Linked DNA regions of Homo sapiens: regions 2, 3 and 4 are each linked to region 1. Evidence: chromatin contacts called from ENCODE Hi-C or POLR2A ChIA-PET data. All regions are on one chromosome and are shown on one strand. The core of a region is the stretch at or near the end of the contact, and the rest is flanking DNA. Distances in the headings are between cores, read along the strand shown.

Evidence for each region. Hi-C counts contacts between places; a loop is a spot of excess contacts on that map. ChIA-PET counts read pairs that join two places held with the same protein, here RNA polymerase II (POLR2A). Pooled maps may share reads with other maps.
Region 2: a loop to region 1 is called in a map of CD8-positive, alpha-beta T cell, with 14 times the contacts of the local background. The contact joins the enhancer-like site here to the promoter of ZFP62 in region 1. A Hi-C loop is called at or near these places in 65 of 168 maps with a recorded cell type or tissue (A673, B cell, CD14-positive monocyte and 45 more), 35 of 37 single-sample maps with no recorded cell type and 43 of 50 pooled maps. POLR2A ChIA-PET finds 5 or more read pairs at or near these places in 7 of 52 experiments (B cell, GM10248, GM12878 and 4 more).
Region 3: a loop to region 1 is called in a map of CD4-positive, alpha-beta T cell, with 12 times the contacts of the local background. The contact joins the promoter of CNOT6 here to the promoter of ZFP62 in region 1. A Hi-C loop is called at or near these places in 5 of 168 maps with a recorded cell type or tissue (CD4-positive, alpha-beta T cell, CD8-positive, alpha-beta T cell and naive thymus-derived CD4-positive, alpha-beta T cell), 6 of 37 single-sample maps with no recorded cell type and 21 of 50 pooled maps. POLR2A ChIA-PET finds 5 or more read pairs at or near these places in 2 of 52 experiments (H1 and WTC11).
Region 4: a map of PC-9 shows a loop between it and region 1 (6-fold over the local background). The contact joins the promoter of RACK1 here to the promoter of ZFP62 in region 1. A Hi-C loop is called at or near these places in 5 of 168 maps with a recorded cell type or tissue (CD4-positive, alpha-beta T cell, PC-9, naive thymus-derived CD4-positive, alpha-beta T cell and 2 more), 4 of 37 single-sample maps with no recorded cell type and 21 of 50 pooled maps. POLR2A ChIA-PET finds 5 or more read pairs at or near these places in 6 of 52 experiments (A549, MCF 10A, PC-9 and 3 more).

Annotation. Positions count from the first base shown.
Region 1 is chr5:180,859,877-180,862,576 of GRCh38, forward strand. It overlaps ZFP62 (ZFP62 zinc finger protein), which reads right to left and starts at 1,400. Exons shown (of 2, transcript NM_001172638.2): 1 at 1,343-1,400. The coding sequence starts at 1,343. RefSeq lists enhancers at 980-1,059, 1,537-2,443 and a silencer at 1,160-1,609.
Region 2 is chr5:181,158,663-181,161,362 of GRCh38, forward strand. OR2V2 (olfactory receptor family 2 subfamily V member 2) reads left to right here. Exons shown (of 2, transcript NM_206880.2): 2 at 1-623. Among named protein-coding and RNA genes, the nearest start is that of TRV-AAC1-2, 4.1 kb to the right of the region's middle. RefSeq lists enhancers at 788-1,544, 1,545-2,300, 1,721-1,900, 2,475-2,700. Within about 2 kb of position 1,434, at least 21 of the 41 ENCODE cell types and tissues checked have a DNase peak (open chromatin) inside an H3K27ac peak, as active enhancers do; they include B cell, CD4-positive, alpha-beta T cell, CD8-positive, alpha-beta T cell and 9 more, where a contact is called at or near this core.
Region 3 is chr5:180,493,027-180,495,726 of GRCh38, forward strand. It overlaps CNOT6 (CCR4-NOT transcription complex subunit 6), which reads left to right and starts at 1,353. Exons shown (of 12, transcript NM_001370472.1): 1 at 1,353-1,737. RefSeq lists silencers at 1,093-1,292, 1,423-1,562, 1,733-1,832, 1,863-2,122.
Region 4 is chr5:181,242,530-181,245,229 of GRCh38, forward strand. RACK1 (receptor for activated C kinase 1) reads right to left here and starts at 1,377. Exons shown (of 8, transcript NM_006098.5): 1 at 1,163-1,377. The coding sequence starts at 1,271. SNORD95 (small nucleolar RNA, C/D box 95) reads right to left here and starts at 847; the gene lies at 785-847. RefSeq lists enhancers at 1,172-1,231, 1,332-1,471, 1,552-1,621.

The DNA of each region.
Region 1 (2,700 bases), core at 150-2,649:
GCTGTTTAGTTTCTTCTGTAAAAATCCCTACCCTAATACACTGTATTGAGTATACCATTGTTTGAAGTAACAACAAATTGGAGACAACCCAAATGCCCCCGAATAGATCTAAAAAAGGACAGAACATCGAAAACATCCAAACAATGGCCCATCCAATACTTACCACAGCTCTGTAAAACAAAACGAAACAAAACACAACTTCTGTGTTCTGACATGTAGAGACCAGTAAGATAAAGTGAAAGAATCAAGGAGTTAGAAGGATTTCTATCACCTGTGTGAAAAAAGGGGGAACTAACTAGTTATATTTGCCAGTATTTGCAGAAATTCGGAAAAGATACAAAGGAACAAAAGTGGTTACCTAAGAGGGTAGGGCCTAGGAAGATACCTAAGCGGGATGGGAAGAAATCTTTCACTGGTAACTTTTTATATTTTTAATATCCCAGCCATATGAATATATTACATATTTCATATTATTATTTTTTTTAAGCCTTGAGCTTTCACAAAGAAATGCTCCTGCTGGCCAACTACTTTAAATGTCTTAGAGCAGCACACCCAGCCCTGGCATTCCCCAGTGATCTTTTCCGTCCCACCCCTGGGTTCCCGCAGGCTGTCCCCTGGGTCTAAGAAACTCTTCGACCTTCCTCTCCCTACCTAGTTAACTCCTTTTCTGCTTGCAGGAACACGCGGCAGGTCGCCTCCTCCCCGGTGCACCCGTCTGTATGCAGGTGCGCTTCCCCAGATGAGGGCTAGGACGCACCTCCGGGGTCTCTATTCACACCTGCAGCGGGAGCTTATCATCATCACTCACCGACCAAAAAAAAAAAAGAAAAAAAGGTGGTGGGGTGGAGCGGAGGGGAAGAAGGTCGAATCAGATCACCCCTAGAGGTCTCTCTGCCCTCGCAATCACTCTCAAGTCCTAGAGTACCAAACTTAACTGCAGAGGGAGCACGAAATGGTGGGTATTTTGAAGCGCTAATTTTTAGGGATCCCCTCCCATCCAAAACAGGGATGAATAGTTGAGGAACACCGGAGCGGGGCCCTGGCCCTTCTCGGAACGTTGAGCAGACCTAACATGACGCTGGTCCGTTCAAACGTCGCAGTTGTGGCCCACACAGAGCCCAGTCTGTTCCAGGGGCGCGCCCTGCACCCCTCTGCCTGCCCGAGGTCTTCCCTCCCCTCCGCTCCCCAGAAACGCACCCACTGAGACATGTGCGGGGAGGGGGCACGCTTACTCCCACATCCCGCCCGAGACCCGCGGAGCAGCCAAGACCCGGCCAAAAAGGGGAGGGCGTGGCAGGCAAGGGCCGGGGGCGGGAGCGCGGGCGGCCGCGGACTCACGTACTGGCTGTGGCGGCGCCGCGGGAACCCGGCCGCCAGCGGGACAAAAGCGCGGACCGCACGGCCGGAAGAACCCGCGCCGGCCCTGGGGCACTTCCGCGCCCTCTCTGGGACGCTGGAGGACTGACTCGATGGTCCGGGCCGACGGCGCCGGCGGGAGGGAGGGAGGGGAGCGCCTCCTCGGCTATTTATTGAGGACCAGCTGCAGGGCGCGCGCTCCAGGCGCGGCCAGGAGGCCGTGGGCGGGGCTTTCTGTTTCCGTGCCCATTAGCTTCTGGGGTAGGCTGGGGGAGGGGCACAGGTAATAAAGTAAATACCTGCCTACCTGGTTCCTGAACACGTGATTCATTGCCAGGTGTGGGTGCGGGGACGTTCCCGGAAGTGGGGGCCTGGCGGGAAATGGGGGAATCCGGGAGGGGCGCAGGACAGCGCTGGGCTGGGGACCCATTGCCTTCTCAGCTGGTTGGGGGCTGGCCCGAGAGCACCAGCCCTTCCTGGTCGTCAGCACCAGAAGCGCCCCCGGTTAGGCACTGGGGATGCGGAGTGGGAGCGCGCCCCTGGAGCCGTCCCTGGGACCGGGCCACGCTCCCACCCGGGGCGCCAGCTTGGCAGCGACCTCGCCCCCTGCCCACCCCACCGCCGGTGTCGGCTTCCAAACCCAGGGCCTAAAATGACTTTGAAGACCTTTTTTTTTTTTTTAAATTAATGTTTGTGGGTACATAGTAGGTGTCCCTATTTGTCGAGTACGTGAGATATCTTGATACAGACAGGAATGCAATGCGTAATAATCATATCAGGGTTAATGGCGTGTCCATCACTTCAAGCATTTATCCTTTGTGTTACAAGCAATCAAATTATATTCTTATTTTTAAATATACAACTAAGTTATTGGCTATAGTCAGCCTTTTTTAAAAACAGCAACATCTAAATATTTTTCATATTAAGTTTAAATAATTGCAAAGGGTATATTTTTGGCATGCTGTTAATATTAAGAACAAAATTGCTTTCAAGTGTATCCAATGGAATCTAAATCCCTGAAGATTTGGTATTATCCACTTTTAACAGTCATAAGTTTTACATCTTTTAGGGTTTTTTTCCTTGAACTTTTATGTCCCTCACCGGCTTTTTATTCTACTGTAAAAATATTTTCATTCTATGTGCCTCATTGAATTTTATCCTAGTGTAAAATAGTTCTATGCATTGTTTTATTGTTTATTGTTTATCCTAGCATATATGTCCGTAACGAAAGTAGATTACATTTTTTCTTAGTGTTATTTTCTGGATTATTAGCAAAATTATATAAATATTTCAAAATGTTTACTGTTAATTCTTAGACAAAAAGTGAAGTGCTTTGGAAGCACA
Region 2 (2,700 bases), core at 184-2,683, 300 kb after region 1:
TAAAAAGAAAACATGTGAAAGCACAGGAGAGTAAAAGAAGCAAGAATCTTGCCAGGGGACATGGGAGTTTTTGTTACTTGCTTCACTTTTGTGTATGCCTGACATTTTTTATAATTAACAGTTTAAAATGCTCAAGGCCAGTTTTTTTTTTGCCAACTACCTTACCAAATCCTTTCCCATCAAGTTGTCTGTTCATTTTATTGGGTGATTTTGGGGCATAGATGTGACAAATCTTCATTGCAATCAGTTAGGTCAATGTTTTGTGTGTGTGTGTGAATATAAAAAATTGCTTGAAGCCAGGCATGGTGGCTCATTCCTATAATCCCAGCTGATAATGGGGAGGCCAAGGTGGGAGGATCACTTGAGCCCGGGAGTCTGACGCTGCAGTGTCACTGCACCCCAGCCAGGGCAACTCAGAGAGATCCTATCTCTACAGATTAGAAATGTTCCATTTCAGCTGGACAGGGTTTCTCATGTCTGTAATCCCAGCACTTTGGGAAGCCAAGGCAGGAGGATCACTTGAGCCCAGGAGTTTGAGACCAGCCTGGGCAACATAGCGAAACCCCATCTCTAGAACAATTAAAAATAAAACATGAATTTTAAATTTAAAAATTGCTCTACACCTCCATTTGGAAAGACTGTGTATGTGTTTGTGTCACGTATGAAAGCTAAGCTGGCATCTCCATAACCACGGGGCTCAGATCTGTCCTGATCACGTTGAGCCCCATAGCCTGACCCTGGAGGAATGAGTATCTGCTGTTGTGAATGAGGCCAGCACCCTTCCCCACCCAGGAAAACCAACGGCCACAGGAGGGCAGCAGAGAGCCACGATCCCAACCAGAGGAGAAAGCACAGACAGCATGGGGCAGGTGCAGGCGCTTATGTTTGTTTATTGGTTTGTTTTCTTTTTTATTTAAGTGACCTGTGCCATCGTATTGGGCTGAAATAGCCAGGGATGTGGCCATACAGACAGATCTAGTGTAGGTGAAAAAGAGAGCGGAGTGGGGTCCAGACTATTCCAGCCTCCCTCCTGCTGCCCTTGGCAAGGCTGCCAGCCTCTCTGTGCCTCGGTGTCCTCATCTGTCACATGGGGATAATAACAGTATGGACTGCAGGGGGCTGGCAACAGTAAAGAGAGTGAGGTGCGTGGCGGCAGCACAGGTCGGCCCAGGAGGACCCCGTGGGAGCTCCTACTGACTGCGGAGAAGATCAGCAGAGGCCCCGCTGAGGACGGCCTGGGGGAGGTGCAGGGAAGGGGCTCATGGGAGGGTGGTGGGGAACACCTGCAGGCAGAGGATGGGTGTGATTGTGGGGACCTCAAAAGCCACACCCAGAGCCAGGGGGTGCTGCAGGGCAGAGGCTGCAGCGGGGAAGTGCCCATGGCCCGAGGTCCCTGTGGGCGAGGCCCTCCTCTCTAACCCACAGCCATCCCCCAGGCCCAACTTTCAGGGGTGTGGGAGGTCTGCCTGTCTCCCGAAGACCCACTGTGGTCACTAACAGACTGGGACGTACATGAGGGTGACCCAGGCAGGCAGGTCTGGGCCTCCCTGGAGCTGGCAACCGTGCTCCCATCATCCCTGTCCCAGGGCCTGTGTGGTCCTGAGCTGACACCCGAGGGTGACACCCCACACTCCACACATGGCAGAGTGAAATAATAGCACCCTGGCCATGGTAGCGCACGCTCACAGCCCCTCCAGCACAGAAATGCAGGGAGCAGGGGGCAGCGTCGGGGGTGGCCAAGGCTTTGGCCTGTGGCAGGCCCTGAGCTCAGAAGGATGCAGGGGCTTTGCCCAAACCCACACTAGGTGCAGGGCCGGGGAGGCTGTTTCAGGAGGCGAAGGAAGGGCCCCGGGCGGTGAGGGGAGAGGCTGGTTCCGAAAGTGTGGGCGACGCAGCCAGAGCCTGATGACTGAAGAGTGAGCAGGCGGTGGGGCTTCCTAGGAGGCAGTGAGGAGAGGCAGCCCAGACCCAGTGAGATCACACCTAGGATGTCCCCAAGAAACCCCCAGGGCTGGGGCCAGGTCGTGCATCGTCATTGGGGGTGGGGCCAGGACGAGCATCGTCACTGGGGGTGGGGCCAGGACGAGCATCGTCACTGGGGGTGGGGCCAGGACGAGCATCGTCACTGGGGGTGGGGCCAGGACGAGCATCGTCACTGGGGGTGGGGCCAGGACGAGCATCGTCACTGGGGGTGGGGCCAGGACGAGCATCGTCGTTGGGGGTGGGGCCAGGACGAGCATCGTCGTTGGGGGTGGGGCCAGGACGAGCATCGTCGTTGGGGGTGGGGCCAGGACGAGCATCGTCGTTGGGGGTGGGGCCAGGACGAGCATCGTCGTTGGGGGTGGGGCCAGGACGAGCATCGTCGTTGGGGGTGGGGCCAGGACGAGCATCGTCGTTGGGGGTGGGGCCAGGACGAGCATCGTCGTTGGGGGTGGGGCCAGGACGAGCATCGTCGTTGGGGGTGGGGCCAGGACGAGCATCGTCGTTGGGGGTGGGGCCAGGACGAGCATCGTCACTGGGGGTGGGGCCAGGACGAGCATCGTCATTGGGGGTGGGGCCAGGACGAGCATCGTCATTGGGGATGGGCAGCCATGTGGATGAGCCGAGAGATTCCAGTGGGGAAAAAGGAGACGAGGCCGAGATTGATGATCTAGAGGCGCCCGCAGCCTCACAGACCCAGGTGCCCTGGCAAGCACAGCC
Region 3 (2,700 bases), core at 103-2,602, 370 kb before region 1:
CCTGCCTGCCTCAGCCTCCCGAGTAGCTGGGATTACAGGTGCAAGCCACCAGACCTGGCTAATTTTTTGTACTTTTAGTAGGGACGAAGTTTCGCCATGTTGGTCAGGCTGTTTTCCAACTCCGGACCTCAGGTGATCTGCCCCCCTCGGCCTCCCAAAGTGCTGGGATTACAGGCGTGAGCCACCGCGCCCGACCAATATACCTCCAATATTAAGTCTGTTGGGTGTTATTCTTGCCCCTAGACTGTGAGCTTACTCAGGGCTGGGTGGGGTCTGATTCATCTCTGTGCCCTGACCATCAGTCAACTAATATTTCTTGATGTAAGCATCATGAATCAGCCCAGTCATTTCTCTGCTGACCTTCAAACACCAGAGTTTGCCCTGAACACCTTTTGATCTTGGAGCACAGCAGCTGCTGTCCGTTACCCAGGCTAGGACCCCAGCACCAAAACTGTCCATTAATGTAATGGAATGAATTACCATTAATAGGCTGAAGTGGTATGTTAACTTACTCTTCTTTGTATAATTGAGGAAGGAATAATATTCGACTGTTCACGATTGAATGTCTTGTCTTTAGGCAGATCAAGATACTGGCTCCGGTCAAATACTGTGTTTCGACGTGATTGACAGGCGAAGGCTTAAGGAAAAGGAAGAGGAGAAAAAAAGGGGAGGACGATCAAGGAAAAGAGGAGATAAAAGTGGACAACCCAGCCGGGCGCGGTGGCTCACGCCTGCCATCCCAGCACTTTGGGAGGCGGAGGTGGGCGGATCACGAGGTCAGGAGATGGAGACCATCCTGGCTAACACGGTGAAACCCCGTCTCTACTAAAAATACAAAAAATGAGCCGGGCGCGGTGGCGGGCGCCTGTAGTCCCAGCTACTCGGGAGGCTGAGGCAGGAGAATGGTGTGAACCCGGGAGGCGGAGCTTGCAGTGAGCCAAGATCGCCCCACTGCACTCTGGCCTGGGTGAAAGAGCAAGACACCGTCTCAAAAAACAAAAAAAAAGTGGACAACCTGGGGCGGAAAAAGAAGTAGATGAAAAATGGAGGAGCGCTAAGGAGAGGAGAAAACAGAAGTGCCAAGGCAGGAAAGGAGCGAGGAGAGCGGGAACAGAAGGAGACGAAGGATGGACGGAGAGGAAGGGATGGAGGGCGGCAGGCAGGGAGGCAGGGCCCGCAGCGCGCCGGGCCGGTCCACCGCTCTCCAGCGCGGGGGTAAGGGGGCGGGGCCTGGGCAGCTGCGTGCCGGGAGCGACCCCCGCACCGAAGGGCGGATGGTTGTGCCCGGCGACGGCGCCCAATGAGCGGCCAGGATGTTGGAGCGCCGGCGGCGGTCCGGGCGCTCGCTGGCTGAGGGACGGCGGCCGCCGCCATGATGCTTGTTTGCTTTCAATGAAAACGAGGGGGGCGCGGAGGAGGAGGCGGCGGCGTCGGTGGCGGCGGCGACGGCGGCGCGGAGGCGAAGGCAGCGGCGGGCGCAGCGAGGAGGGCGAGGCCGGGGGCCGAGAGGGCGGGAGGGCGTAGTGGCGGCCCGTCGGGGCGGCTGAGGCGGGCAGCCGAAGCAGTGGCTCTCGGAGGGGGAACAAAGAGCAGCGACTAAGGCGGCAGAGGAGCGGCGGCGGTGGCGGCGCTGCAGCAGCGGGCGGGACTGGTATGGTGGTTCCACAGGGCAGACCCCGCTGCACTCACAGGGAGGAGGAGGCGGCAGCGGCGGAGGAAGGCGGCGCACCCCGAGAGGTGAGCGAGGCAGGCCGGAGGCCCGGTCGGGGCGCCGCTCCTCTCTCCGGCCGCGCACGGACCGCCCCCCGTCGGCCGGGCTCGGTCGCGGGCAACTTTCGTTTCGTGGGCGGCGGTCCCGCTGCTCCGCAAGCTGGCGGCTGTTGGGGGCCCCTTCGACGCGCCGCGATCGCGCCCCGCCCCGGGCCGCGCCCCCGGGCCGAGTCCCTGGGAGGGGGGCGTTGATTGACGGCGGCGGCGGCGGCGCGCAGAGGGGAGAGGGTCGGCGCTGGGCTCCCGGATCCCGGCCGGTCCCGGCTGCCGTCGTCGGAGGAGGCGAGTCCGTGTCCCGGGACTCGTGGCCAAGATGGGTGGCAACTTTTGAGAAGCGCCTCTGTGGGTGGCGCGCTGTGTGGAGTGTGGAGCTTCGCGCTCCGTGGCCACAATTACTGTCAAGCGGGAAACCAACTGCTTACCCCCTCCCCTAAAATGTTTTTAAAATTCAGTTTAACGCAGATTTTGAGGGAGAGGACGGGGTGGATTACAGGTTAAAGAAGCACTTGGCATGCAATGAGGATGCTTATTTTATAGTATTGCGAAGGATTCGGAGATTGTACTGGTTTCTACAAGCAGTTTTCTCTGGTAACCCAAATTGCATCCCTCCTTTTTGTTTTTCAGCACTAATCGCTATTTTCTTTGGAAACTTCCTTTGATTCTTTACCTCCTTCACCTTCCCCGAAGAGCCTGCTAACCAACACCTGTGGCCTTCTGTTTTTAACTGTTGTTGCCATTGACAGCGTTGTGAATGGTCATCTCGCTCGAGCTCTTTGGATTTGTTGTTACTGTGTAAGCTGATGTGTTTTAGATAATCTGCTTCAATTTGAGTTCCCATACTTACCTGTTTTCCAGGTGGATTGTCTCATTGTTAGTGCTGAATCTTCTTGCCTACTTGTATCTGGGAATTTAACTTTGAAGAGGAAGAGA
Region 4 (2,700 bases), core at 127-2,626, 380 kb after region 1:
AACGCACGTAGAGGTAAACTGTACCCTGATAACTTTTTTTTTTCTTGAGATGGAGTCTCGCTCTGTCGCCCAGGCTGGAGTGCAGTGGCATGATCTCGGCTCACTCCAAACTCCACCTCCCGTGTTCAAGCAATTCTCCCGCCTCAGCCTCCCAAGTAGCTGGGATTACTTGGCCAGCTGGCACCTGCCAGCACGTCTGGCTAATTTTTTAACTAGAGATGCGGTTTCACCATTGGCCAGGCTAGTCTCTAACTCCTGATCTCAAGTGATCCACTCGCCTCTGCCTTCCAAAGTGCTGGGATTATAGGCGTGAGCCACCGCGCCCAGCCTGTATCCTGAGAACTTAATTTAGGTGCCAGAAATACAGACACCCTTTCCTGAAACTCAGACGAACTCAACAGCCACTTTGTGTCTTCTCTGCAACCAAATGCACAGCAGTTTGTGGCTGTAGAGTAGCTGGGGCCTCCTATGCCTACCTCTGAGGGCCGACAGAAATGTAGTAATGAATGCTGGAAAAGCCACTTCAGGCGCTACAGGATTGGATGCTTTTACTGAAACCTGTCCCACTCAACAAATTTTACGATTAACAGCCAGACATGATTCAAAAGTCAGACAATTCTTAACAGTGTAGCAGCAAAGCGGAAGCACAAGAAGCGTCTAAACGCAGTCAGGAACACAGGGATAGGGACGGGGAGAACCAGGGGCAGAAAAAGTAGGCCGACACTTGAGCCACGAGGTCCTCTGGAGTCCACCTGCCTCCCCACGAGCCTTGGGCCGGGCGGCAGCTCAGAAACAGCCTCTGGATTTCAGCACCGACACTCAGATGGCATGTTGGGGTCATCACCGCCCCGCCCGGCCCGTAGGCCCCCGGCCACACTACGAAGGAGAAGGCAAAAGATATTTTAAAAGTTTCCAACTCTCCAACCCTCCTAGCAGCTGCGAGCTGATGTACACGTAGGTTCTCATCTGCAATGTGGTTCGCCCGGGTTGAGGCCTAGGCTCGGGTCCGCACGCCCCAATTCACAATGGGGCAGAGAAGTCTGTCAGTCCCCGCCAACTCGCGCGCCACCGGCCTGCCACACCACACGCGGAATTCCCTACACGACACGCGGAATCCCCCAGCCCTGCAATCTCGGGTCCTGAAATCTACCTTAGTCCGTACCTCGAGAGGCGGAGAGGATCATGTCCGGGAACTGCGGGGTAGTAGCGATCTGGGTTACCCAGCCGTTGTGGCCCTTGAGGGTGCCACGAAGGGTCATCTGCTCAGTCATGGCGGCGGCGAGAGCGTGTGTCGCTGCAGCGACGAGGATGGCACTGGATGGCTTAGAGAAACTAGCACCACAACCTCTCCTGCCGCCGCCTTGCAGTGAAAGAGAGAGAGAAAAGCCCCCCGCCGGAACCGGAAATACCCGCTCGACCATGCAAAATGGCGAGCCCCATGATACATTTCTGCTCAAGATGGCGGCGCCATGTAATGCAAAAGGCAGAGGGAAATTGCAAGGCATCACAGTCCCGTCTTCCGTACAACAAAATCTGACTGCACTTTACAAATACACTCTGAAACAAGCACATTCAAGTGTTTAAAAAGGCTTCTCAGGGATGATGTAGAGCGAGAAGCGAAAGAGGTGAAGTGTACGGCACATTCCCATGAGGACCGCCGGGCTGCTTCCCCGCCCCTATGTGGCATAGCTCGAGCTCCGCCTGTTCCACTTGGTGCGGGGAGGGTTGACGGGGCAACCCCAGGGGAGCTTAATTTTCATTTCACTATCGTGGGTAACGATGGGCAATTTAAAAAGTAGAGTATTAAAATGTTAAAAATAAACTTTAAAACTGTGCTTCCGGAGGGTGTTCTCCCCTCACGAGGTTTTTGTTCTGATGCACACCAACTCCGGAAGGACTTAGTCCAGGCTGGACTAAGGCAGGAGAGGGTTACTCTGGATGAACTAAGAATTGGTCTCTTTTTCCCGGGCGCGGTGGCTCATGCCTGTAATCCTACCACTTTGAGAGGCCGAGGCGGGTGGATCACTTAAGGTCAGGAGTTCAAGACTAGCCTGGCCAACATGATGCAACCTCTTTCCAAATAAATAAATAAAAAAAATTAAAATTAGCCAGGCGTGGTGGGGGGTGCCTGTAATCCCAGTTACTCGGGAGGCTGAGGCAGGAGAATCCCTTGAACCTGAGAGGCGGAGGTTGCAGTGAACCGAGATCGCGCCACTGCACTCCAGCCTGGGCAGCAGAGCGAGACTCCGACTCAAATAAATAAATACATACATACAATAAAATAATAAAGTAAAAATTGCCCTGTGTGTTGCTAGACTGCCAATCCGTTCCTGCCTAGGCCAGAACACGGGAAGCTCTCGCAGAAACGGAAATGCCCAAAGGAGGACCTTAAGGTTCTGACTTCTGGGGACATCTAGTGGAAAGCTCTCTCTGGGCCCAGCCAGCGTACACAAAAGCCCAGGGGTCTGGGGGTCCAACTGTGCCCTGAAGGACGTGCCCAGACAGGGAAGCGGTGGAACACGGATACCTAACTGTCCTTCTGCCTTCCGCTCGACCGCAGGAATTTAAATAAGTAATGGCTCCCATTCTCACCCATCTCTGACTATAAGAGACAGTGTTGGCACCATGTCTATTCAAGTAGTTTTAAACAGGGGCACAGATCAGGATGATAGCAGCCACCAACATCTATGCAAAATAAAG